Linked DNA regions of Homo sapiens: all the other regions are linked to region 2. The links are chromatin loops, found by intact Hi-C in ENCODE. Cell type or tissue: Caco-2. All regions are shown on one strand. Each heading gives the region's core, and the rest is flanking DNA. Links, peaks and the distances in the headings are about the cores only. Region 1 holds the start of L3MBTL3 (L3MBTL histone methyl-lysine binding protein 3). Region 2 overlaps ARHGAP18 (Rho GTPase activating protein 18). Region 3 has its middle 66 kb from the start of ARHGAP18.

Region 1 (8,395 bases), core at 118-8,117, 420 kb after region 2:
GTTTATGTTCTGAAACTGGTTCAAGAAACATTCCTTAAGTGAAAAAATTCAATCAAGAATAATATTCCCTACACTGGAGAAGGATTTTTAATATAGAACTTCCATCTGTGATATATTTAAATTCTAGGCCTCAGGCAGCAGTTTCAGAAAAGGGCCTCCTTTACCCTTTATTAGATGCAAAATAGTCTACTCTGGGGATGGGAACTTCCTTTTACCTCCCCCCCCCCGCAAAATCTAAGACATGCTTCCCTCATTCCTAAAATCACACATGCTTTTTTTTTTCACACAGCAAACTCTGCTATTGACATCAAAATGTTTATCAAAACTTTAATTACTCGAATTATTTTGTAAGTACTCCTATTAAGTGGAAAAGACCAGTGAAGCTGTCCAAACGGCGGCCCGCAGTCAATGCGCCGAAAGCTGTCAATACTGAAATGTAATACTCTCTTGATCTAGTTTTGACGCTTTAACAAAGACAGGTTTTGCCATTTAGGACCGCTCAGCCATCTTGACTGAATACCTTAAGAGGGTAGTCCTGGACCTGCTTATTGCCAAGGGACTTTCACAGTGTTCTAAGTTACTGTAGGAATCTCAGCCTATTACTCGACAGAGGCCTAACATGTTGGAGCTGTCAATAAAGATCCGCACTTAGGAAGCGGAAAGAAGGCACAAGTTTTATATGCACACTTTCTTTATTATGCATTGTTCCAGCCATCAAAGAGAGGGAGATTGTACTCTCCCAAAGCTTACAACTTTGTTACTTTTCATGACCTGTAGCATGTATTTAGCCTTTGGGCAGTGTTTGTGCAAGACTAAGGCCCACTCTTTAATGGCTGAATGCATACATTTCACAGCACATGGTGGATTCGCTGCTCTGAGAATTGCCTTTAAAAAAAGTAAAGTGAAAAATAGACAAAGAAATCTGGAACCTTAGCAGTGTTTCCTATTTGTTTGGACTGTTCTTGAACCAGCTCTGAGGCGGTGACCGGGCTATTGAAAAGATGCACCTGAAACAGGATCTGCGGGCAGCTGCATTTGCCACCCGGCTTTATTGCTGCTTTCCAGCGGCGAAGGCGCAGCAGCAGTAACAGGGAAGCCAGAGCGAGCCTCCCCGGCAGCGGCGGCGGCGGCGGCGGCACCGGCACCAGCGCAGTTTCCCCTCTCCCCAGCCCTGACTCTACGCGCACATGCGCATTGCGCCCGCAGCCCTGGACCATTTGTCAGGACTACTCGTGAGACGGAGAAAAAAAAAAGAGAAAATTTGGGGGTAAGAAGCGGTTGATCGGATCTAATCTCTAATTAATCTGAAGATTTGTCCGTGCAAAAGCCATTCATTTATTTTTCTGGGTGAGGATGAAAGTTAAGAGCCCTATAGAGGGAAGGAAGCGCACCCTCGTCTTGTGAAACAGATCAGGGGAGGGGAGGGACAGAAGGGGTTTCTCCCCCACTTCTCTGCGCCTCTGGGAAAGAGGAGAAAACTTAATCCCGGGGAAAAAAGTGGGCAAGTGACTCGGAAACGGCTGGAGGGGGAGTCTCTGGGCATCTCACTCTGAAGTAGTGAGTGCGAGTGTGAAAGAGGAACAAAAGAGAGAGAAAAGAGAAAGGAAAAAATGGGGGGAGGAGAGACTTGTATTTTTTTCTTTGCGCGCACACGGGGAAGGGTGTGGGGGGCCGTGCGGAAGGGAGCCGGGGCGAGGCGGCCGCGTTGGGCTCAGGCTGGCGCGCAGGCGGCGGGATGCGTGTGGCCCCCTCCCCCGCGCCCCCCGAGCTTGTCACTTTGGTCGCTTTCGTGACACCGGGCGCGGGGTGGGGGAGCGCGGCGGCGCCGGGCTCCACCGGGGTGCGTGTCCGGGTGGGCGCCGCGGAGCCGCAGCCCAGGCGGCGAGCGCGGCCGCCGAGGCGGGGGGCGCCGGCGGGGGGCGCGGGGGCGGCCGGGGCCGCGGATCGGTGCGGCGGGAGGCGCGAGCCCCGCGCGCCGCCCCTGCGGCCCCCTCCGCCCGTGTGGCCTTTGTGCCGGGCGCGCACCGGAGAGCGAGCGAGCGGGCGGGCGAGCGCGAGAAGTACAAGTACGGGAGACCGAGGCAGTGGGAAAAGAGGCCGGGCCACTTTCTCCCCTTTCGGGCTGCGGAGAATGGACTGGTTGAATGTGCAGGCGCGTCTCCCCGGCGTGTGCTGTGTGTGTGCGCGGCGGAAAGGCCTGCCCGACTCCCACCGCGCACACGCACACTCACACGCACGCACACACACGGACCCGCGGCGGGGCTCGGCGGCCGAGAGTTTGCGTGGCTTCCTCGCCGCCTCCCTCTTCCCAACCGAGTGTGTGAGAATTTCATATAGATCAGCTCCAATTTCCGCCATTTTGGGAAAGTTGCACAAAAATAAACCCTCCGGTTTATTTCTGCCCGAGGCAGGAAAGTGCTTTGGGAAGCGAGGCGGCGCGGGCCCGCGGCGGCCGTCCGCGCGGGAGAGGGCGCGGGCCGCGGGCCGGGCCGGGAGCCCGCGCCGTCGCGGCGTTCGCCCCGCGCCGTGCCGCGCCGCGCCGGCCCGGGTGCGGGCGCGGGCGCGGGCGTGTGTCGGGAGGCGGCGGCGGCGGTCGCGGCGGCGGCGGCCGCGCCGGGGCGGCGGGCTTGTGGGGGGAGGGTGGGGGCGGCGCGGGGCTGCTTTTCCTGCAACTTGTTTACGCCTGCCTTATTCTGGGGAGGAAAAGAGGGGTCGGGGCCGGGGCCGGCGCCGGGGCCACCGCCCGCCTCGCGCCGCGTGTGTGTGCGGTTCCGGAATAATGGGCTTTGCACACTCGCGTCCTGGGCCCCGCGGGCCGTCCTCGCGCCGCGGCGGCGGGGCGGGGGGAAGTAGAGGCCGGCGGGGGTGGGGATCGGGAAGCGCAGGAGCCGAGGCATCCGCCGCGCGCCCCGCGAGCTGGTGGAGTGTGGGGGCCGCCGGGCGGGGAGAAAAACTTGAGAGCCCTGGAAGGGGAGGAGGGCACGGTGGCACGGGCGGGGGGAGGGCGCAACTTTTGGACTGGTGGTAAAACTTTAATTACCTTTAAAGAAAAAAAGGCCCTGCGATTCCCCCCTCCCCCAGTCCCGGTCAAAGCACAGCCCGCAGCGCGACCGTGAGAGAAAGTTTAAAAGCGGGCGTGTTCCTCCCGGGTCCCCGCGGAGGGCTGGGGGCGTCGGTCTGTCCGTCGCGCTCAGAGGGAGGTGGGGGTAACTAGCCGCTTTCCAGGGCGCGGGGACCGCGGCTCTACCCCACCCTTCCACGGGAGACGGAGGTAAACGTTGCTTCGGTTTCCCTTCTGAGTCCCCCTGCTGCCACCACCCCGCTTCCTTTTCCTCCCCCTCCCCGCCGATTTTTTGAGGGGACCCGAAAAACGGAGTCCCTTTCCTTAGGCAACTTCCTCGGGCGCTGTGAGCACGGCCCTCCCCCTCACCGCCCCCACCCCCAACGCCTCGCATCCCTTGGCCCGCTTCTCCACCTCGGGGCCACCGCCAGAAAAATGCATTCGAGATCATTCAGAGTGCACAGAAACAAAAATAGATTTTTAATTGTTAGGTTAGGGGAAACTGAGATGAGAAATAAGAATTTGGGGTGGGGGGGCGCGGCCGGGGCGAGTGCGTCCAGTTCTCCTTTTGGTTTTCCTAGAGCGTTGTTTGTGATGTCTTTATTGGTTTAGGGAGTCCGAGAGGCTCTATGCTGGCTATCTCGGTCGCGTGGATTTTTGCGCAAGTTTTTAGAAAAACACTGACTCGAGTAGAGAGCATTTCTCCGGAAAGTTTCAAGTGCAGCAAAATAGCGAACGTGCAAAACTGGCCAAGGGGAGACCTCTAGTGGTTGAACGCGTCTTTTAAGTTCGGAAGGCCGAGAGCAAAGTTTGGCCTTTACTCGTAGCTACGTAGTCCGTTCAGACGTGGAAGTAATTAGAGGACCTGAGCGAGCAGCCAGATGTTGTGTGAAAGGATGCTGATCAGAAATTGAAAGTTTAGTAAATCGAAGCAATGAATTCTGAGGACTCAGACCCTGTAACTTCCATCCGACATGAGTTATATGGGAAAGACACTTTGCTTTTATTCAGAGATTTGAGATTGATCGCTCCCTGAATTGGAAACAATTGTTTGCTTTTGCATTTATCGGTGTCTGTACCTCTGATCAATTTTTAATTAACGAGTCTCAGCTGATGACTTTATTTTGAATGTTAAGAAAACTGCTAAGTTGAAATGTGTTTAAAACTTTGAAGAAATGGAAAAGACCTTTAGTTGAGATTTGTCTTTTATATGAGCTGTTCATTTTACTGTCTGATAAGTGTAAGGCAATTTTATATAGTTTCTTAGCTGTATAGTTATGTATAGTCCGAGTAAGTAGTCCCTTTTGGTTCTAAGACTGTAATTTTGTTTCACTGAGTACGAAATTATTTCTGAATACTTGTATAATTTGTGATTTAAAGTCCTTAAATACATGGGCAAAAATTTTATGTAATATCTATTCTTTTTCCAGTGTGTTTTCTGTAAAATATCTTTAATTTTAAAGATAAAAGCAGTGAGGGAAATTAAAGTTGACTCAAATGATCCTTGTAACTTTCACCTGCCTGTCATATACAACAGGAGAGACGTTATTGGGTGAATTTAGGACATGGGAATGATACGAATGATTAAAATCCATTTCAACTCATCTAGAACCAGCTTATTTTATTTTAATTTACCGAGTGGCATGGTGTAAAATTATGCCTAAGTGATTCAGAATGTAAGCTTCTTAACTGGGGATGGTGGATTTGAAGGTTTCTTTTTGATGACAGTGTTTTGATTTTACCTTCCCTCTCTTTAAACCAATGCTAGAACCCTTAGGAGAAATCTTGAGAGTGGACAGCAATTGTGAAGATCGCCAGAGAGTTCTGTGTTTCATCACCGCCGAAAGGTAAGACCCACTTGTTGAAATAAATTGCTTGACATACCTGCAAATGTTAAAAAGCTGCATTTGGAGATCAGGAAGGAGAGTATGAGACTGGGTTGGCAGAAAAACATCATTTTGTGGGGCTGCTTTGAATGCATGAATGTATTGACACTAAATGTAATTGTAGTTTGGATGAAACATTAGGAAGTTAGGAGATTGTCCTGGATAATCTTTGTATTGCCTTACTTACTAGATTCTTAATTAGCATTTTAGCACCTGTTTTCTACTGAAAGTAAATGTTTTATTCTTTGGAGTTGAAAAAGTGGAAAAACTGGAATAAAATGATTGTAAATTAATATAAGTGTTACATTGTTATACAGTGATATGGAAGATTCTGGAACTCTAAATGTCTTGGGGGGCCAGTGGTAAAATTTTGTGAATGAAATTTACATTGGGTGCTTTGGGGGTATTTGTCACATAACTTCTATGGCTTAAATCCAAGATGGGCTGACTTGTGCCAAGTGCCATGTTGCAGGGTTATGAGTGAGTTTCAGTGTGTTAGCTTAGACTTGTCAACTTTTGAACATACTTCCACAGGGAATACAGCTGTTGTCTACTAAGATCTCTTTAGTAATTTTGGAGGGTGTTGGCTTCTTTCCAATACTCCAGGTCCTTCTTTTAGGGCAAAGGTCATTCTCAGGCAGAGGGGACAGCCATCTCTGAAGGTAGAACATTTCAGTACATTTTTGCTACTCCAGTGCTTTCTACTGTTTATACCTTTTTTTTTCTTCCTTTAATCTTCCCCTCTCCTTTTCTGCCTGTTTTCCTGCCCTCTCTGTCTTGAGTAATAAAGGGGTCGCTAAATCTTGTTTGGCAAAAACAAAAGAAAACCAAAATTAGCCTACCTTTTTAGAGCAGAACTAACAACCTTCATTGGGCCAGGTGTAATCTAGAAATCAAAATGACTAATTATTGATATAAAAATGATTAACAGGAGTTTATTGTCATTTGCTGCTTGTGGATCATTTTGAATTGTATAATTAGCAAAATAAGTAGATCTGGTCCATGTGGATATGCAGCAGAGACAATGGGGCAAGAACAGCTATAGGAAGGTCCTGCAGACAACTAGGGTTCAAGAAGAGTAAAATCAGTTTCCTAAGATGGTGAATTTCATGTTTAAATGTGCTGAGTTGAAGACACTGCTTATTTTTCTTTGTCTGCGGAGTCACTGTGTCTGTGGATAGAATGCTAGAATAGGAATCAGAAGACTAAATGTAATAACTAGATATATCACCTTGTATATGTCACTCTACCTCCTTCAGCCTCCATTTCCTCATCTACAGAGCGGGAACAGCAATACTTGCCTTGCATCTTTTGTTAAAAGAATCAAATAAAATCAGATTTTGAGAACCATAAAGAGTTATTCAGATGTATAGTGGTCATATCATTTTACCTTCGTCCAGCTTTATGAAGGGCTGGAGGTAGATTGTCTAAGTCAGAATATAGTGATTTAACACTTGGCTAAAACTTTTAGATTGGTTTCTGATGTGTGTATTGTATGGACTTCTCGGAATATTTCTAGGAGTATATCTTGTCTTGAGAAAAAAGTAGTTTCCCTTGTATACTATTGGCTCTTTGAGGGAAGAGACCATGCTCTAACATGGTGCGGAATACAAAACCGGAAATTTATTTATCCCAAACTAGTCATTTAATAAGTAGAAGGAGTAAATGAAAGAAATACTTTAAAATGATGCCTAATTGTGAAAATGGTAGGGTGATGAAAGTAGAAGGGTTGGTGTGAGGGGAATTAATGTACTGTAATTAATATTTTAGTTGCATGAGTCTGCTGGGAGATGAGGATGAGAAAATAGGTAACTGGAGTAGTAATGATTTAAACTAACTATAGGGGCCAGAACATGAGTCCTCCGAATGACTGAATTTAGGAAATGTCCAAGTAGGGCTTTTCCTCCTTGTTTTCTAGACCTCTTTGGCTGCAATCTAATTATAGCCAACTATGTAAAATCTAGATTAAAAAAATTGTAAGTACTATCTATTATTATTTTTGATTTGATGCTACTGAACCTGACAAAATAAACCCTGACAGGTTTTAGTTTTACTTCATCTCCACTCTTTGGAGATTATCCAATCAATGTTCTAAGAATCCAAAAACCCAATAGGAGTGGAAAAAAGAAGTATATGTCCTGTTTAATTAGTCCCTGAGTAATTGAGAGTTGATTCTTAAAGAATTTTGACTGGGTTGGTAGTTTATTTTTAAGAATTCCATATTTCAGCCAATGCTGTTTATAGTAGTGCAGTTAGGATGGGGAATTTATGAGAGAACTTACTTTATGTGGTGGGTGGGATGTACCGTTGGCATCCCAAGGATGGATAACTTGAGTGATCCCTGCGGTATTGTTTCTACTAGTTACTTAACCAGTTTTTTTCTGAGCTCTTATGGTGTTGAACACTTAAAAGACGAGATCCTTGCTCTTGAGGAGTTCTAGAGATCCTTACTCTGGGACTAGACATAATGAGCTCTTCTAATAATAGTATAACAGTTGCACATGGTACCATTAGGAAAGGATGAGGGCTCTAGCACTCTTTGGAGCTGTTGAACCAGGAAACATGGATTTCTGGGCTAACTGATGCAGGACCATGGCATATCATCCAATACACATGGCACAATATAATGCATTCCTTTTTTAGTGCTTCGCCTTCAGAAATGAGTAAGAAGCCCTTCACCCACAGTCAAGGAATGTCTAGCAAGAGTCTAGCAAGATGGATTGAGGCGATTCTTTCTTTGACCAGTGTGTTCACAAGGTAACTTTCTGGTGAAGATCTACACTATCTTCCACTGTTACCACTTGCCACTATTGAGGGATTTGTTCCTCACAAGGATTTGGGAATGCTTATAGTATAGGTAAAGATAGTGTCTTTAGAGAGAACTATTTATATGTTCATATGGGTGCACATTTATATGTGACATCTTGAAGTTCAGCGGATCCATGGAAGATATATTTTCTAAAGGGCTTCATTATCTAACAGGAATATTCTCAGATTATCTCTTTACTGTATTAAATTATTTCATTGGTGGTTGTGGATGTAAGTCAATAGTGGGAAATGATGAACGGATTTGTATTGACTGTGGCAGCTATGCAGTGGGTGGATGAAAAGAAGCACCAAGAAAGGGTATCCTTGATATATAACTAAGCTTGATTTATGAAGTAAAATTGGGAAAGACCTTTAGAAAATTCCCATTTGGGAGACAAGATAGTTTGGAGGAATGAACAAGGATCTTTGAGAGGAACTTGAGTAAAGTTAAGTTGGGTGATCTTGGATGAGGGAACTTTCCTCATAAACTGTAGTTTCTTTCTGAGTAGACTTGGAATTGATTAGTTGGATGGTGATTATAAGAATGATATGTATATTATATGTAACAGTAAAATGCCTTCTGCATTATTATTCTTTCTCCCATATATACTGTAAATCATTGTTTTGTGTTCCACCAACA
Region 2 (8,395 bases), core at 166-8,165:
TATTTGTAAAATGTTTAGCATTGTGTCTGACCTCTGCAAAGCATTAAAATCATAGCTATTACCCCCTAAAAATATAGCACTACACCATTCACTGACTCGTAACTTCTTTTATCACATAGTAACATATTACGAATCTCTTCAATGTCAAGATACACATTTGTACACTTTCATGGTATTTCGCTGTATAGATATGCCATAATGTATTTAACTAGCCACCTCTGTTCTTTTGGATTATCTCTAATTTTGGTCAGTGTAAGAAAATGGCAATGAACTTAACCATAAATATTTGCATGTTCATGCTATTACTCTCTTTGGAGGAATATCTGAGTCCAGTGAAGAGCATGGCTTTCAGGACTTTGCCACATGCTGCTGTTCTCTGGAAGAACTCTACCAATTTATATACTCCCATCAACAAGGAAATTACCTACCATCTCCTACCTACCCTCCAATCTTACACTCCCTCAAATCTTTCCTTCACCTTTCAGCAGTTCCCTGTCATGCACAGAATAGAAACTTTGCTATCAATCTCTCTTAAGGCTCACTCCTGCTTTCCCTCTGCCCCTGTCTCTCTATGCACCTAAGTGGCCAGTTAGTATGACCTGATTTTCTCTCCAAACATTTCAAATATCCCCACTTAAATGTCCAATAGACATCATACTCAATATGTCCTAAATTGAAATCATGAAATTGAAAGCAATACCATCCTTCCAATTTCTCAGGCCAAAAATCAGAGTCATTTTTGACCTCTTTTGTTCTCCTACATGATTTCCATCAGGAAATCTCAATGGCTCTAACTTCAAAACAAAATCCAGAATCCAACCATTTCTCCACTTTCCGATGCTGATACCCTGGTCTGAACCACCATTATCTCTTACCTGGATTACAAGAACCTCCCAAATGATCTCCCTATTTTTCTTTGCTCCCTTTTAGTCTATTCTCAACACAACAGCCTAAGGAATCATTTTAAAACATAGTATAGATTTTCAAGCCTTTGCTTCAAACCCCCATTTCACTCAGAGTAAATCCAAATTTCTAATGATGGTCTATCTACAAGGCCCTATGCAATCTTGCCCCATTGCCCCTCTGACCTCATTTCACACTACCGTTCCCTCTGCTGGCTTCACTCCAGCTACACTCACTCCTTAAGGTAAGTTCCTGTCTTAAGGTTTTTTCACAGACTATTCTTTCTGCCTGGACTGAGTTTCCTGAGATATACACACAACTCAACTCCCTGCCCTTCTTCTTGTCTTTGCTTAAATGAATAATATCCAGACCATCTCAACTTAATAGTGCCAGGGGATCTCCTTCCCAATTCCCCTTGTTCTGTTGTTTTTATTACTTTTGGAGGATAAATCACATACTAACACATTATATGAATTACTTCCTAGATTTACTTTTATTTTTAGAATTTAAGCTCTGGAAGAGCAGTGATCTTTGTATGTTTTGTCCAATAATTTATATTTCAAGTACCCAGTAATTCCTGGCACACAGTAGGCACATATCAAGTAACTGTTTAACAAATGACAAAAGCTACCCCCAGGCAATTTCATGCCCTATAGTTTCATATTGCATATTTAAATGATTTGGAGGAGAGTCAAGAAACTACAGCAACCAGACAGAATGAAGGAGGGGGCATGGCTTACAGCAAAGTAGATGGTCCATGTTCCATGCAAAAGGAACGGCTCCTACTCAAATCCAGGGAATTGCTACCCTGATGGAAAGCAGGCCTCTTACTGCCAGAAGATGAGGGATGCCCCAACATCCATTTGTCATTAAGACGGTGGTTCAAACTTTCACATTAAATGTTTTAGCTTTAGAATTCTGGCAGTTGCCAGTTGGAAGCAACATGCAAAAAACTCTTGTTACTTAGTAACTTACCACATATCCACAGTATTTGAACTTAGCTTGCACCTCTACTTGTTCTGTAATTGCTTTGTGTGTCTATTTACTCTCCCTAATAAAATGGCATAATTTTTTTTTTAAATTTTGGCTATTGATTAGAATTTTTTTTTTTTTTTGAGATGAAGTCTCACTCTGTCACCCAAACTGGAGTGCAGTGGCGCAATCTTGGCTCACTGCCTCCCAGGTTCAAGCGATTCTCCTGCCTTAGCTTCTCAAGTAGCTGGACTACAGGTGTGTGCTACCACGTCCAGCCAATTTTTATATTTTTAGCAGAGATGAGGTTCCACTGTCTTGGCCAGGCTGGAGATGAGAATTTTTCTACCAAAATGACAGGCCAAACAGACCTCCACCATGGGCTGTGATGTCAGAAAGCTTCCACTGCAGGTTAGATGGCTCTTCTCTAGTGACACCTGAACAACACTGATTTATTTTTCACATCTCAGCTTGACTCCCCAGTGAAGCCTCTCTCATGCTTACTTCCTGTTTTGTAGATTACGGTACCCTGGTCAGGCTTCAATCACATACCTCTGAGCTACATCCCTTCTATATGCCTTCTCCTGGCTCCTCGAGGGTGAGCACCCAGCTCCCTGACTCCCTGGGAACACCTAACATAAAGTGGGGGCCTAGCACCAAGGTGGCAATAGCATTTTGTTGATGAGTAACTGAATTTCACATAAGGAAAGAAAAAAAAAAACTCAAAGAGGTAAAGTTACAGCTAATATGTGATGAAACTGATATTTAAATCCCAAGCTTTAAAATGACAATACAGTTTTTAAATAGTACAGAGATCATTCTCAGACCAGATCATGTCTAACTATGCCAAAGTGCAAACTAAAGAAGTTAATGCTTTTTTTTCCATAAATGACAAAATTACTAAAATATTCCATTTCCAAAAAGTAAACGTTTCAGTTTTTCTAAATATTATTTAAAAGGTACACCCCAAATGTTTCCTTAAGTAGATCCTGAGCTTCAGAATATCACAGCTAAATGCCCTATAAAAAGACAAGACTATAAAGTCACTTAATATGAATAAGAAGGGCTACAAAACAGACTTAATTCACATATTTACAATGGTCTTAGAGGTAACAGAACATTCTAAAGTTAACCAAATGCCAAAAAAAAAGGCTTTCTAAAAGCCTTTAGGATAATATCAAGGCCTTTCTAAAAAAATAAGCATATTTACAACTTCTCTTTATGTTTTTAAAGATATTTAAAACTTGATTTAAAATGTTTTACAATGCCAAGAAAGTATCATTTTTTAAGAGTGAGAGCTATAAATAAATCTAAGAGAAAAACTTCGTTTTTATGATTACTGGATCCATAAGCAGGCCAAAACCGAAAATTCAGACAAAGGCAGATAACTGCATTTTCACATTATTCCACAAGATGTCAGCATGTAACTGAACAACTTCAATGGTGGTGGTAGTAGGGAGGAGGTGGATTCACTTAAATAGAACAATAGAAACCCTTTCATTTCATGAACTTACGCTACAGCTTTGGTAACTTACTTCATAAATGTATATCCATGTATATTTTATTATTGTAAACCCAGTTCTTAATATACTCTTACAGTAGTTTATAAATACAGATATTTAGGTATTTCTTTTTTGAAACATCTTAATTTTTTTCTTTCCAATTTAGCTCTCAAAATTCTTCTGATCAAATTGAGAACCTTCAAATACTTATTAAAGTCCAGGAATAATCCTAGGCACAACACAAACATTAACCTATTTGTCCATCTGGATTAGTTATTTTTCCCCATTCTACAGATGAGAAAAATTTAGAAAAAAATGTCAGTGGTTCACATGATGTTATTTACTCACTATAGATTATATATTCAGTAGGCGACTAGAGTCTCCGCACGAGAGGTAGAGGTAGGGGTAGGGGTGTAGGGGTGTGTGTGTGTGTGTGTGTTCAGTCTTGTCTTGATATCTTCCTTTGTTCCCCATTAACAACTCACATGCTGAGTCACCAACACCTGACCAACTGTCAATACTGATCATTAGCAGCAGTAGTAGGAAGACAGTTACTGATGTCTTTCACTTACAAGTAGCACCACAGCCTAATAAGTGGCAGAAAGTCATACTATGAAAACATTAAATAAAAAATTTTGGTATTAAAAAAATACTTAAGATCTGAATAAATACATATCTCCACTATTTTCTTACATCATTTGTACTCTTATCTTGCTTTTCATATTTTTCTCGGTCATAAGCCATTTTCTTCAGCAATTTCTTCATGGCTCTTTTATCCTTTTTATGATTTTCCGTGTTTTGCTTCCTCACTTGGTTTACAATAAACTTGGGAATCTATAGAGAAAAGGAATTAAGCTTAGAGAGGAAAAAGAAATGCCACCATTTTAAACTACAAAAAAAAATTATATTTTTTTAAATTTCAAAAACAGTAAAGAGTTTCTCTTTTTGATAAGACTGCCATTTTACATGCACTATTCATTAAATCTGTGAAAAGAAAATACTTCATATTATTCACTTACCAGGTGTACAGGGCATCCACGTGGTATAATTTGCCACCCACTGTGGAAGGTTCCAAAAGAGGCTTTGTGAAGTTCAAGGACATAGTGGCCGTTTTCTATGCCAGACTGGAGACCCCCTGAGGTGACGAGCAGTAGAAGCCACCTCCGTAGGTCTTTCCTTTTGCAGCCTCCTACCTACAGCCCTGCTAGCTAACCTCAAGTCCCCTTCTAATAACCAGCTAGCCGCTGCTGTCATGAGAGAAAGAACTCCCCAAGAAACAAGAGCTGATAGGTAGCTAGCAAAAATCCAGAACAAATTTATCCTAAGAAATCACATTAGCAAAAACAAAATATTTTAAGGTATCAAAATGTAACCATGAAATAATTTTGACATTTCAAACATTGAGATTTAATAAATGGACATTAATTTTTTATTAAAAAAACACATTTGAAATCATCTACATCAGTTGTCTTTTTATGGATTATAAAAATAAAGACTTCAGGATCTAAATATCATCACTCTGTCTTTTTAACAAATTAATGTTTGGAAGCTCCTCAAATAAGAGATTGAAATATTCAATATTATAATTTTGCTTGGAATTCCTTTAGGTCATTTTTTCCTAAATGCTTATAAGATGCCTCCTGAAAAATTATAAATTTCATTGGAAAATGAGCACCTAATCAACGAAGCCTCTCATCCACTTCCATCCTCTGATAAGCTGTCAAAACAAGCTCAAAATAAGTGTAAAACAGAGGAAACCATTTTTGAAGATGTTCTCAGTTAATAAGGGTACAAAATGCATGCATCCCTTTCAATAAAGGGTCTATGAAAAAGAACTGAATAATCTGAAACCAAGATAGCATGGGCTTTTAAAAATACAGCAGGCCTAAACACTGAGAAATGGGAAAATAGGCAGAAGTAAATAAAAAGTACTTCTTACAAGGCATGTTTTGACATAATTTTAAAACAGAAATTCACAGGGCCCTCCTTACCTATATGAATAAAATGTTTTTAATATTTTCTGCACTCACAAATTTTAAATGTAAATTAATAAAGCTAATAACAAACATGCAATTTGTTTTTTAAACTACTAAGACCAAAGCATATGATATATACTTACTGTCCACAGAAGTTTTTGGTACTTAATCAATAAGTGCATGGTATTTGCTGTCCCAGCTGCCATTACAAATTCTCGCTGTTCACTGGACTTCAATCCCAATGCATGACACATAAAGAGATTCGGGGCCATGACCATTGCTACATTCATGACTGTCATTTTATTTTTTTCTTTATTATCTATTACTCTTTGGAGAAATTCAAGAAGGGCCTGAAACAGAAATGACTCTTTGAGATTTGTGTCATATATGAAGATAAAAGATTAAAGCACTGTAGCATATGCAATTTTTATTTCATTGAAAAAACAAGTTGTGTATAAGCACAGTCAACTAATCACATCCAGCAGGCCCTGTTACCAAAGCTTCTCCATTTGGTTGATGCTCCCTGAGATGGAAATTTGCTTCTACTAAGGACCATGGTGCTGGGGAATGAAGCAGAGATGGCACATAGCTGAACTAGGGAGCAGAGAGAGGAGTGGGGAAGTGTCAGACCTCTGGCCTATGGGAGTCATGGAGAGCTGAAAAGTAATGTAAAACATCATACAAACATTTGCTTATTTCAGGAAATGCTGTACTTTCCTATGTAGAGATTTTTAAAAATTCCCTCAAAAAGGGTCATTCAACTTCAGTCTCATTTCTTTAAGGCAATCAATATCTGGCTGATGTGGAACTTATAAAGAATGAGCCAGGCACTGGGTATGGTGGTGCATACCTGTAGTCCCAGGCACTGGGCATGGTGGTGTACACCTGTAGTCCCAGATCGGTGGGAGGATCATCTGAGCTTAGGAGTCTGAGTCCAGCCTAGGCAACAGAGAGAAACCCTCTCTCAAAAAAGGAAAAGAGAAGAGAAGAGAAGAGAGAAAAGAGAAAAGAGAAAAGAGAGAAGAGAGAAAAGAGAGAAGAAAAGAGAAAAGAAAAGAGAAAAGAAAAGAGAGGTGAGGGAATATTGTGATAGAGAAAGCGGGGAAATGAGGAAAGACCAAAGAGAATCTTTCTTTTTTTTTTTTTTGAGACCAGGTCTCACTCTGTTGCCCAGGCTGGTGTGCAGTGAGAGATCATAGCTCACTACAGCCTCAAACTCCTCGGCTCAAGTGATCCTCCTGCCTCAGTCTCCAGAGTAGCTGGGACCACAGGTGCATGCCACCATGCCTGGCTAATTTTTTTGATTTTTCATAGAGGCAAATTCTCGCAATGTTGCCCAGGCTGGTCTTGAACTCTTGAGTTCAAGAAACACTTCCACCTCATCCTTCCAAAGTGCTAGGATTACACAGGTGTAAGCCACCATACCCAGCTGAGAATTTTTTTTAAAATGAATGAAAAGAAACTTTTCATCAGAACAGGTTAGGTTATGCTCAGCTTGATGCCACGTACACCCACCCCTATTGCAGACACTCATTGTCCTCTGAAACTACCTTCTCCAAAAGGCAAATGCAGCTGAGGTCACCCTACTCTAACATGACTTAAGGCTTCAGATTTTTCTTTTGCCTTCTTCTTTTGTTCTAGAACAACAGTAACTATAACTGCACAGGTATTCAATGTTCTCTATGAATGAGGCAGTTTATGAAGCACGATAGAGATTACTTAATCCTAACTTGGAGACAGATGCTGTAATTACCTCCATTTTACAGATCAGAAAACAATGTTTGGAGAATGTAAGTAACTTCCTGGTGGTCATACAGCTAACAAATCCTGAGAAAGAATTTAATTACAGGTCTATCTGGCTTTTGTTTCTAAATTCTTAACTATTAAAAGAATCATTTTTTCAGAGTTAGCCTAAAATCCCTACCCTAAAAAGGCCAAATATACTATACTAAAATGGAAAAAGGAAAAAAAGTATCTATCTTCCAAAGAATTTCTGGAAAAAAAAATTCCTGTAAGTGCTAACAGGTTGCTTTTGAATCAAGTATAACTGCTATATAGACCTTGAAACTTTGAAACAAATTAAGGACAGAGCTTTAATATCTAACAATGAGATTTATGTATCTAATTTCTAGTACAGTGCTCAGGAAGTTAAATTGTAATCCAAGCATAAAGTTATATAAAACAACATGTTCTCAAATGAGGACAAAAGATTAATTGAAGTTTGGAAAAAATATTTAATTTTGTTCCACAGAGACCAGAATAATTGTTCAGGGACCAGTGTATCTCTTTCTTTATGAGCATAAATTACAGACATTAGGTAATAAACCGTTTTAATTGTGGTGTGCATATGTAATAACGTTACTCAAAATACTACTATCAGAATACTAGAGAATAAGAGAGAGAGTTGACATAAAATTAACGAGATGTTAGCCCAGCCCTTGCTGAAGGAACTGCAGAATTTTCTATCTGAACCTTCAGAATTTCCCCTTTATATATATATATATATAATTTCAATAGTTTTTGGGATATAGGTGGTTTTTGCTTACATGGGTAAGTTCTTTTGCGGTGATTTCTAAGATTTTGGTGTGCCTGTCACCTGGGCAGTGTATAAGCTACCCAATATGCAGTCTTTTATCTCTCACCCTTCTCCTACGCTTCCACCGAGTTCCAAAAGTCCAGTGTATCATTCTTATGCCTTTGCATCCTCATAGCTTAGCTCCTACTTATAAGTGAGAACATGCAATATTTGGTTTCTCATTCCTGCTTTACTTCACTTAGAATAATGGCTTCCGGTTCCATCCAAGTTGTTGCAGAGGCCATTATTTCATGCTGTCTTATGGCTGAGTAGTATTACATGGTGTATGTGTGTATGTGTGTGTGTCTGTGTGTATCTATCACATTTTCTTTATACACTCATGAGAACTTCTCCTGTTTCAAAAAATATTTACTTTATCACTGGCCTGGTGGTATCAATCACCGGGTTCACTCTCTGAAAAGCCAGGTTTGAGTACCAGCACAATTACTTAGTAGCTGGGTATGATG
Region 3 (8,395 bases), core at 130-8,129, 180 kb after region 2:
ACCACTGATATCAGCCAAATGCCTGGAGCTGCCCTTTGTGGTTTCCACAAAACAACAGACTAGCATGTCTTCCTGATAAGAGACAACCATCTATAGAGTGGTCTGGCCAGTCTACAGAGGATGCACGATGAGGGTTTTGATGTTCTCTGCTTCACCTTTTGACATCAGAGGGCCAGAAACTCTACGCTCGGATCACGCTAATGCTGCCATTTTTTGTAGATGGGACCCATGAAGAGGCATGAAGCTCAACTGGATATGCACATTCTTCTCCTTTCATAAGTATTCGTGACTCCTATGGTTTATTGAATATATTTATATTGAATATATTTGCTCACCCCACCCAGCATAAACTCCTTTTCCCTTTGCCCCTCCCTCAAGTATTTGTCTCCAGCTCCTGACCAGAGGCTACACTTCCCAGCCTGTCAGAATGGCCACCTGCAGGCTACAGCCCTTTATGAAAACTAAAGCTCTCCTTTCTAAATTTACAAACCTCATCATTCTTCAGCTGACACAGTGGACATTGTTGATTGTCTTGAGAGAGTTGGCTTTTCTTCTAATAGATCCCAAATTAAGAGTCTTTATCTGTTCATATCCCCAAACAGTCCATTTGCTCCTGGAAAAGTTCACTAGTCTGATTCTCATTGATCTAATAGCAACGCCAAACTCTTGCCATTCATTGGTTAAGGAATGGGTATGTAAACCAATTTTAACTGATGAAAAGGCCAGGAAAGTTTGTGGCAGGCTTCAGAAAGCTTCTTCCCTTTTCTTTAGTGGATTTCTGAGATTCCCTCTTATGTCTTACATTTAAACAAGGAAGTGTACAGCCCCTAACACTACTAGAAACCATCTTTACACCTTGAAAAGAAGTCAACATTGTACAAAGTGAAGAGCAGAGATTTAAAAAAGGGCTACTGGTGATACCATTAAATTGATCTACCCACCCAAATGCCTACCTCATCTCTTGATTTGTTGGATTGTGAGCCAATAGAATCTGCTTAGAACCACTTGAATTGGGTTTTCTACTTACAGTCACAAAGCCTCTTGTCTGAGATATGCATTTTTTTCTTTCCTATTCAAAATGCTGAAATGATTAGGAATAAACTAAATTTTGTGGTATAGCATTTGAGAGTTTGTTCCTGGCCCCTTCTGTCTTGGAAAATTTGTCTCCCATTATATTCTGCTATGCACTTGACACTCTGGACATGCTTGGCTGCTTGATCTCACCATGTCATTTGCTATCCCACAGGCCCCTGCTTGTCCTGTATTTTCTCCTACTGAAATTCAACTCTTCAAGATCTAGAGTAAAAGATACTTCCCTCTGAGATAGATTTTCAAAATTAGTATTGCTTCTTTTTATATATTCATACATGTTGCTTGTACTTGTGTGTGTAAATCTGGGTCCTCCAGGAGCCAGAGCAGCCAGGATGGAATTAAACTGCAGCAATGATGTCTGAGGAAATGTGTGGGAGAGAACATGAAGACAGCCAAGGGAGGCTGGGGGAACTATCAGACTATAATGCAGTGAAGAAGAGAGAAAAGGGAAAGAAGCTGGATGCAGTATAGTTATCAGGAAAGTTCAGCAAGGGTGGTGGTAAATCCTCAAGCCAGCCTTTCTTCAGAAGAGTCTGGCTTCTTCCAGAAACAGGCTGCCCTAGTATGGCTGCCACTCTCAGTCGTTGGCTGGGAGCAGGCTACAGGAAGCTTGGTTTCAGTATAAAAGCTGTGATGCCTGTCATGAGGGGACCTTGTTCACTCCCTGCAGCTTTATACTCCCTGCAGCTTTACACTACCTGCAGCTGGAGGGTAGGAAGGTACTTGCTCATGGCTGCCATACTCTTTATTTATTACTCGTTCAGCCTGTCCTAAATTCTACATGTTATTTACATGAATCTCTTCCCTGCTGGATATAAACTCCTTAAGGGCAGGACCTGGATTCATTTTTTTGTCCCACTGTGTGTTTTCCATAGTATGATTCCAGTAGACTGCTGCTGTGTTACTGAAGTGCATTCTGGAATATATTGCCTCAGACCTCTATATTTGCAATTCCTTAAAAAAAGAATAGGAATAATACACCCCCTAAAGTCAATGAGAACTTGCTTTCATAAGATGTAAGATATTGTTCCATGATTAATAGTTTTAAAAAGTTTAATTCAGTCATACTCACCTGTCTTCTCCTACAGATCAATGTGTCTCCACAAAGAAGTTTGATTTTGAAATTTCAGCATTGATGAAGTAGTGAAGTAGAGCATTTGCTGATTAATACCCAATTTTTCACAAATTTAATCCCCAAGGCAAGTGGATGATTAAACTTGGAGTTAAATTTATAATGCACTTTAGTTTGGGCTGGAGAAAATTATTTCAGACTGGTATGATACACTCTACTATTTCTTCAACATTCATTTTTAGGCGACATGAAAGTGGATCTTTCAGGTACATTTTTTTCAGATAAAAGGAAGATTAATAGTGGTCACTGAGGAATAAAGGAGATTAGAAAAATCTGTGATTATTTAAGGTATAATATGCATTATTAAGCAAGGAGGAAAAGCACATAAATACAGGTATTTTGTCACTTCATTATACTTTGTAATGTTCTATGTACTATCAATTTAGGGTCAATCAATTTATCTATGGTTAAGATATAATAAATAGTGCTTGTATAAGTAATGGTCCAATAACGAGACAGAAACCACACAGTAATTTGAAAAGAGAATGCTTAATATAAAGAATCATTAACTATTTACAGAGAAAATTACAAAAAGGGAATAAAGATAAATTCAAGAATACCCCAAGACTGAGTGAGTTTACCCAAGGAAGGAGGCCCTCTCCAACACTGGGACTCAGAGCTCTTTGGTGTGGTTGCTGTCCCCTGGATGGTGGAGAAGTTCACTGGGTTGCCCAGGCCAGAGCTGGTCCACAATCTGCAGGCTGATAATCACAAGCTGCAAGTCTCCTGCTGAGGTGCTCATGGGCTAAGCTAGTAGGCAGGACACTGCCTTCTGGGATGCTGATGAGATTTTGTGGGGAGCTACCTGCTGGGCTGCTGTTGAACTGGCTGCGAAGAAGCTGGCTGGGTACTGACTGGAATCACCAGAAAACCAGAGTCACCTGCAAGAGGTTTTGTTGAACTGTCTGGGCACCCACAGAACTCACCAGAATCTACCTGCAGCAGTGTGCCACTGAACATACTGATGTGAAGCTAGCTGGGGTGACTGTAGAGCTCATCCAGAAGCTGCTGCTAGGAGAATGAGATGCCTGGAGAGCCTGCTAAGATGACTGCAGCCCTCCCCTGGAAACTGCCTTGGGAAGTACTGCTGTATCTCATTCATTACTGGAAAGCCTGCTGGAGCACTTTTGGAACCACTGCAAGACTTCTACAGCGGTGCTGCTGAAACTCCCTGGAAGTGAGCGCCACTGGGTGTCCTGAATGCCAGTCCAGCGCTGCAGAAGCAAGAATGCTGGAATAAAAACACCGGAACCAGGAAGAGACATCCCATCCTCCCGCAGTGTCCCTCTAGCGCCCTCTACTGACAATGCCTAGCATCATGCCTGCTGGCAAGAGGAATGCTTCTTCAGTGTCAGGCGATAAAAGAATGGATTTGGAGCTGAGAGGTAATAAATTGATAACTGACACAGTCCTTTTGTCAAAATCACAACTTTGTATTAAAATGCTCTCTTTCTCACTTGTCTCTTCCATTAGTAGGTGATATGTGTTTCAAAAGTGAGGATACTTTTTATATTTCATGTGTAACACAGCTCCTGGCACATATTATGTATTTACCAAACATTTGTGAAAATGTTGTACTGAATACATAAATATTGCTTCCTGTGCTAAAAGATTCACTTGGTCTGAGAGCACTAGGTCTGTACAAATTAGATGGCATAAAGGGAAGCTGTTGTTTTCATTGTTTGTACATAGAAGAAAAATGGCAGCAGTGGTGATTGACACATAGCACACCTGTAGAGTCACTATTTTCTAAAAGTGGGATTTTTTTCAGTCACTAGGAATTTCAGTTAGGGTTGAATGATTGGAAATCCTCCATAAATCTCTAGGGGAAAAAATTCTCCTTTATTGAGCAGCAGTACATTCTACTCAGAAATGTACTGTGAAAATGAAAAAAGCAGTTATACTAGTAAGCTGAATGATGTCCATTTCACACAAACTTTAATAACATGGAAAAATGAAACAAAATAAAAACTACTGGAATATATAACAAAAGTTTATTGTGCTTAAATATATATCAACAAGACCCGTTTCTTCGACATTTTGATTTAAGGACTGAATTTATGTTGAAGGTTGAATTACTTGAATGAGTTTGGGAGTTGAAGAATAGAGAGATGAAATTATTTAGTCAATATCAAGCATCAAATAAATGCCTCAAGTAGATAGAATAAGAATAAAAGAGAAAGACAGGGAGATTTATTTTAAGGAATTGGCTCACACAATTGTGGGGCATGACAAGTCTGAATTTTGCAGGGCAGGCTTGCAGGCCAGAGACTCATACCTAATATCTCAATTTGGAGGCAGAATTCCTTCTCCCTTGGGAGACTTCAGTGTTGTTGTTGTTGTTGTTTTTCTTTGTTTCTTTTTTGAGATAGGGTCTTGCTCTGTGGCCCAGGCTGGAGTGCAGTGGCGCAATCTTGGCTCACTACAGCCTCAAACCTCCTGGGCCCAAGTGAACCTCCCACCTCAGCCCCCTCGAGTAGCCGGTACCACAGGTGTGTACCACTACACACAGCTAATTTTGCTTATTTTTTGTAGAGACGAGGTCTCACTATGTTGCCCAGGCTTGTCTCCAACTCCTGGGCTTGAGTGATCCTTCTACCTTGGCTTCCCAAAGTGCTATTACAGGCGTGAGTCACTGTGCACAGCTAGTGTTTTTTCCTTAAGGCCTTCAACTGATTGGATGAGGCCCACTCACATTATAGAAAGGTAATATGTTTTACTCAAAGTCTATGACTGGTTTAAATGTTAATCATATCTAAAAAGAAAAATCTAGATTGATGACTGAATGTCTGGGGACCATAACCTAGCCAAGCTGACACATAAAATTAATCATCACAGCATCTAACTTCATTTGCAAAATCACCTTAGCAATGAAAACACCAAAAGCTGACAAAGATAATTGAGACAGAGAGAAACTATTAGCGCAGTGTATTAGTCTGTTCTCACATTGCTATAAAGAACTATCTGAGAATATATAATTTATAAAGAAAAGAGATTTAATTGATTCACACAGTTCTGCAGACTTTACAGGAAGTATGGCTAGAGGTAGGCCTCAGGAAACTTATGATTATGGTGGGAGGCAAAGGGGAAGCAGGCACATCTAACAAGGCTGAAGAAGGAGGAGGAGAGTGAAGGGGGAGGTGCTACACACTTTTAAACACCCAGCTCTCATGAGAACTCACTATCACAAGAACAGCAAGGGGGAACTCTACCCCCTTGATCCAATCACCTCCCACCAGGCCCCTCCTCCAAAATTGGGGATTACAATTAGATATGAGATTTGGGCAGGGATAAAAATTCAAATCATATCATGCAGAAATAATAAAGGAAATAGTAACATATAGAATTTAACAAAGCATTACTGGTATAAAATATTATGACCAAGTGGAGTTCATTGGATGAATGAAAAATTGGGTCAATATTAGGAAATATGTTTAAATCCCTACATAGATTGAAAGATTAAATGGAAATTGAACATGTAATTATCATAGCAGAAGCTTAGCAGAACCATTTTTCTGGCCAGAGGAATTGAGAAAAGGGAACTTTAGGAGTCTGAGAATGTGGGGGAATCCCTGAAATGAGAGAGCTGGGCAAGAGAATTCTCTAACTATACAAAAAAATCTGACACAAGCCCCCACTTATAGCTTATCTCTGCATGTGCAGAACATACCCAAAGAAGCACAGCAAAGGCTTTGGGAATGGAACTATGATATAAAACAGGGACAAATTCACAGACTGGCCCATGCACAGGGTGGATTCATACAGCATAGCACAGCTTTGAGAAATGAACTTACAGTGGAACCATAGTCTAAGATGGAACTTTTAGTCTGAACATTGACTGATTGCTGACATCAGTTAACATTCTCCACAGGAGTTTAACAGGACCGAGTCTCACAATATAATATTCAAAATGCCTGTGATAAAATACAAATGTATGAAAAGTATCACAAAAATCTAACCAATTAAAGTAAATGTTCATCTACAGATGCCAACTCTGAGATGACAAGATGCTAGAGTAACTGGACAAAGCCCACTATTCAGGAATCAAATAGACTGAAGTGTTGATGTACTCAATAGAGTGGCTAAATCTCAGTTGCACGTGTTAAGTGAAATAAGCTAGACTAAGAAGGGTACATTCTGTATGATTCCACTTATATGGCATTCCAGAAAAGACAAAACTACAGAGATGGTGATCTGTTAAATCAGTGGATGTTTACAGTTAGGCATGAGGGGAGGGACAGACTACCATAAGAGTCACAATGGAATCTGGGGGGCAATGAAAAGTTCTGTATCTTGATGTTGGTGTGATTACATGACTACCTGCATTTGTCCAAACTCAGAATGTACAGCAAGCCAGGTGTGGCAGCACATGCCTGCAGTCCCAGCTATTTGGGAGGCTGAGATGGGAGAATCGCTTGAGCCCAGGTGTTCGAGGTTGCAGTGAGCTGTGATCACACCACTGCACTCGTGGTGACAGAGTGAGACTCTGTCTCTAAGAAATAAAATAATAATTTTTAAAACTTAGAGTTTATAACAAATAGAGTGAATTTACTTTATGTAAATTTAAAAAGAAATATTAATAATTTTTTTAATTACTCTCTTTCATGCTTCTGAAGAATGATTGAACTCTATTGATGCATCTCCCATCTTACATATTAATATTGTGGCAGCATTTTCATATTCCCTTGTTTTTATAGCTGCAAACCAGTCATCACATGTATTATTATTTTATACCTTTAATCTTTTGTTTTTAAGATTTATCAAGATGTAAAAAGTTCTTTTCTACTCCTTGCATCTCATTTCTTCCTGAAATTAATGTTCTCCTCCCTGAAGTACCTTTCTTAATAATTCACTCAGCTCCATTTGTAATTTCTCTCATGTTTTTTTTATCTTAATAGCCATTCATTTTGACCTGACATTTGAATGATAGTTTATCTGGGTATAAAATCTGGTTTCTCAGTTATTTTCTCTGAATATTTTGAATATATTATTTCACTGTCTTTTCACTGGTATTGATGCTGTTTATAAGTCATTATTTTGCCACATTGTTTAACATCTTCTCTCTGATAGTCAGTCATTTATCTAAGTGTGTACGTAGTTTTGCTATCCTGTTGAGTACTTGATTTGACTTATGAATGTTGGGTTCTATCTTTATTAAATTCTGAAAACTTCTATTTTATGTCATTTATAAAATTTTCCTCTTTTCTATTTTCTCTAATGTCTTCTTATGTAAAACCAGTTATATGTATGTTGAACTTTCTCATTCTGTCTTTCATGTCTTTTCATTTTTCTCTCACATTACCTATTTTTTATATTGTGTTGCTTTCATCTTCTCAGTACAATTTACCAATTCACTAGTTCTATTTATAAATATAATCATATGTTTAATCTATTCAATATTTTAAAAATTCTAGTGACTATAGATTTATTTTCTACAAATCCATTTCTTTTTGTTCTTAAAATTACCTGGTAACTTTCATAGTGATTTATACCTTTCTCATATTCTTGTTTATTTAGTTTATACTACTTTAATTATTTAAACATAATCATTTTATAGTTTGTGCCTGATAATCTTATTCTTGATGTTATTCTTGGGGTTTAATCATATCGTTTTTTTTCTCTGCTGACTCTTTTTGTGGTGCATTGTTTCCTGTGTGTTTTAGAATTGTAGATTATAAACTTATCTTCCCAGGACTTTATAGTGTGAATCCTATGTAATGTGATTTGACATACCACAGGATTCTAATTAATCCAAGAATAAAATTTATGTTAACGTATACAGTTACCAGACTACAGAGATGATGGAAATTCAAACCTGAAACCTGTGTAATTGGGTTCATGATCATAAATTTATAAGAAATGTTTTTCTTTCTTGATTTTTTTCAACCACAGCCCTGGCTAAGACTAAAAGTTTTCCTCATCACCTACCTGTGCTACGGACAGATAATTTTTAGTCTACTCTTCTCTATGTATGTGTATAACTTCAATTGCTTATCTTTCTATAGACCCAGTTCCTTACATGCTATCTCAGCATGAAATTATGTTCAGTTAATTTCCAAGCCTCTAGTTTATCAAGATTCACATGACCCTCTCAGAAGACTGAAGTATCAACTCACCCTTAATCTTGTTGTGTACAGTTCTCTTTACATGTTTGTCTTCTGGAGATTTCTC

What was found. Hi-C counts contacts between places; a loop is a spot of excess contacts. Peaks named below come from ENCODE experiments on the same cell type or tissue, not always from the same donor. Only the 100,000 strongest peaks of a DNase experiment are listed, where the experiment ranks them.
Region 1: a loop joins it to region 2, with 10 times the contacts of the local background. A loop is called at or near these places in 82 of 110 quality-filtered maps.
Region 3: it touches region 2 in a loop (13-fold over the local background); 12 of 110 quality-filtered maps call a loop at or near these places.

The regions. Positions count from the first base shown.
Region 1 is chr6:130,017,398-130,025,792 of GRCh38, forward strand. It overlaps L3MBTL3 (L3MBTL histone methyl-lysine binding protein 3), which reads left to right and starts at 1,184. Exons shown (of 23, transcript NM_032438.4): 1 at 1,184-1,267; 2 at 4,830-4,908. RefSeq lists silencers at 1,664-1,793, 2,744-2,983, 3,034-3,103 and an enhancer at 3,464-3,523. In Caco-2, for the core only: a CTCF peak has its summit at 3,807 (motif pointing left); DNase peaks (open chromatin) are centred at 1,164 and 3,824; H3K4me3 peaks cover 2,980 bases.
Region 2 is chr6:129,595,146-129,603,540 of GRCh38, forward strand. ARHGAP18 (Rho GTPase activating protein 18) reads right to left here. Exons shown (of 15, transcript NM_033515.3): 11 at 5,497-5,703; 12 at 4,071-4,211. Among named protein-coding and RNA genes, the nearest start is that of ARHGAP18, 110 kb to the right of the region's middle. RefSeq lists an enhancer at 3,719-4,013. In Caco-2, for the core only: a CTCF peak has its summit at 3,291 (motif pointing right); no DNase peak of the experiment used is centred there.
Region 3 is chr6:129,771,803-129,780,197 of GRCh38, forward strand. No RefSeq gene overlaps it. Among named protein-coding and RNA genes, the nearest start is that of ARHGAP18, 66 kb to the left of the region's middle. In Caco-2, for the core only: a CTCF peak has its summit at 3,516 (motif pointing left); a DNase peak (open chromatin) is centred at 3,499.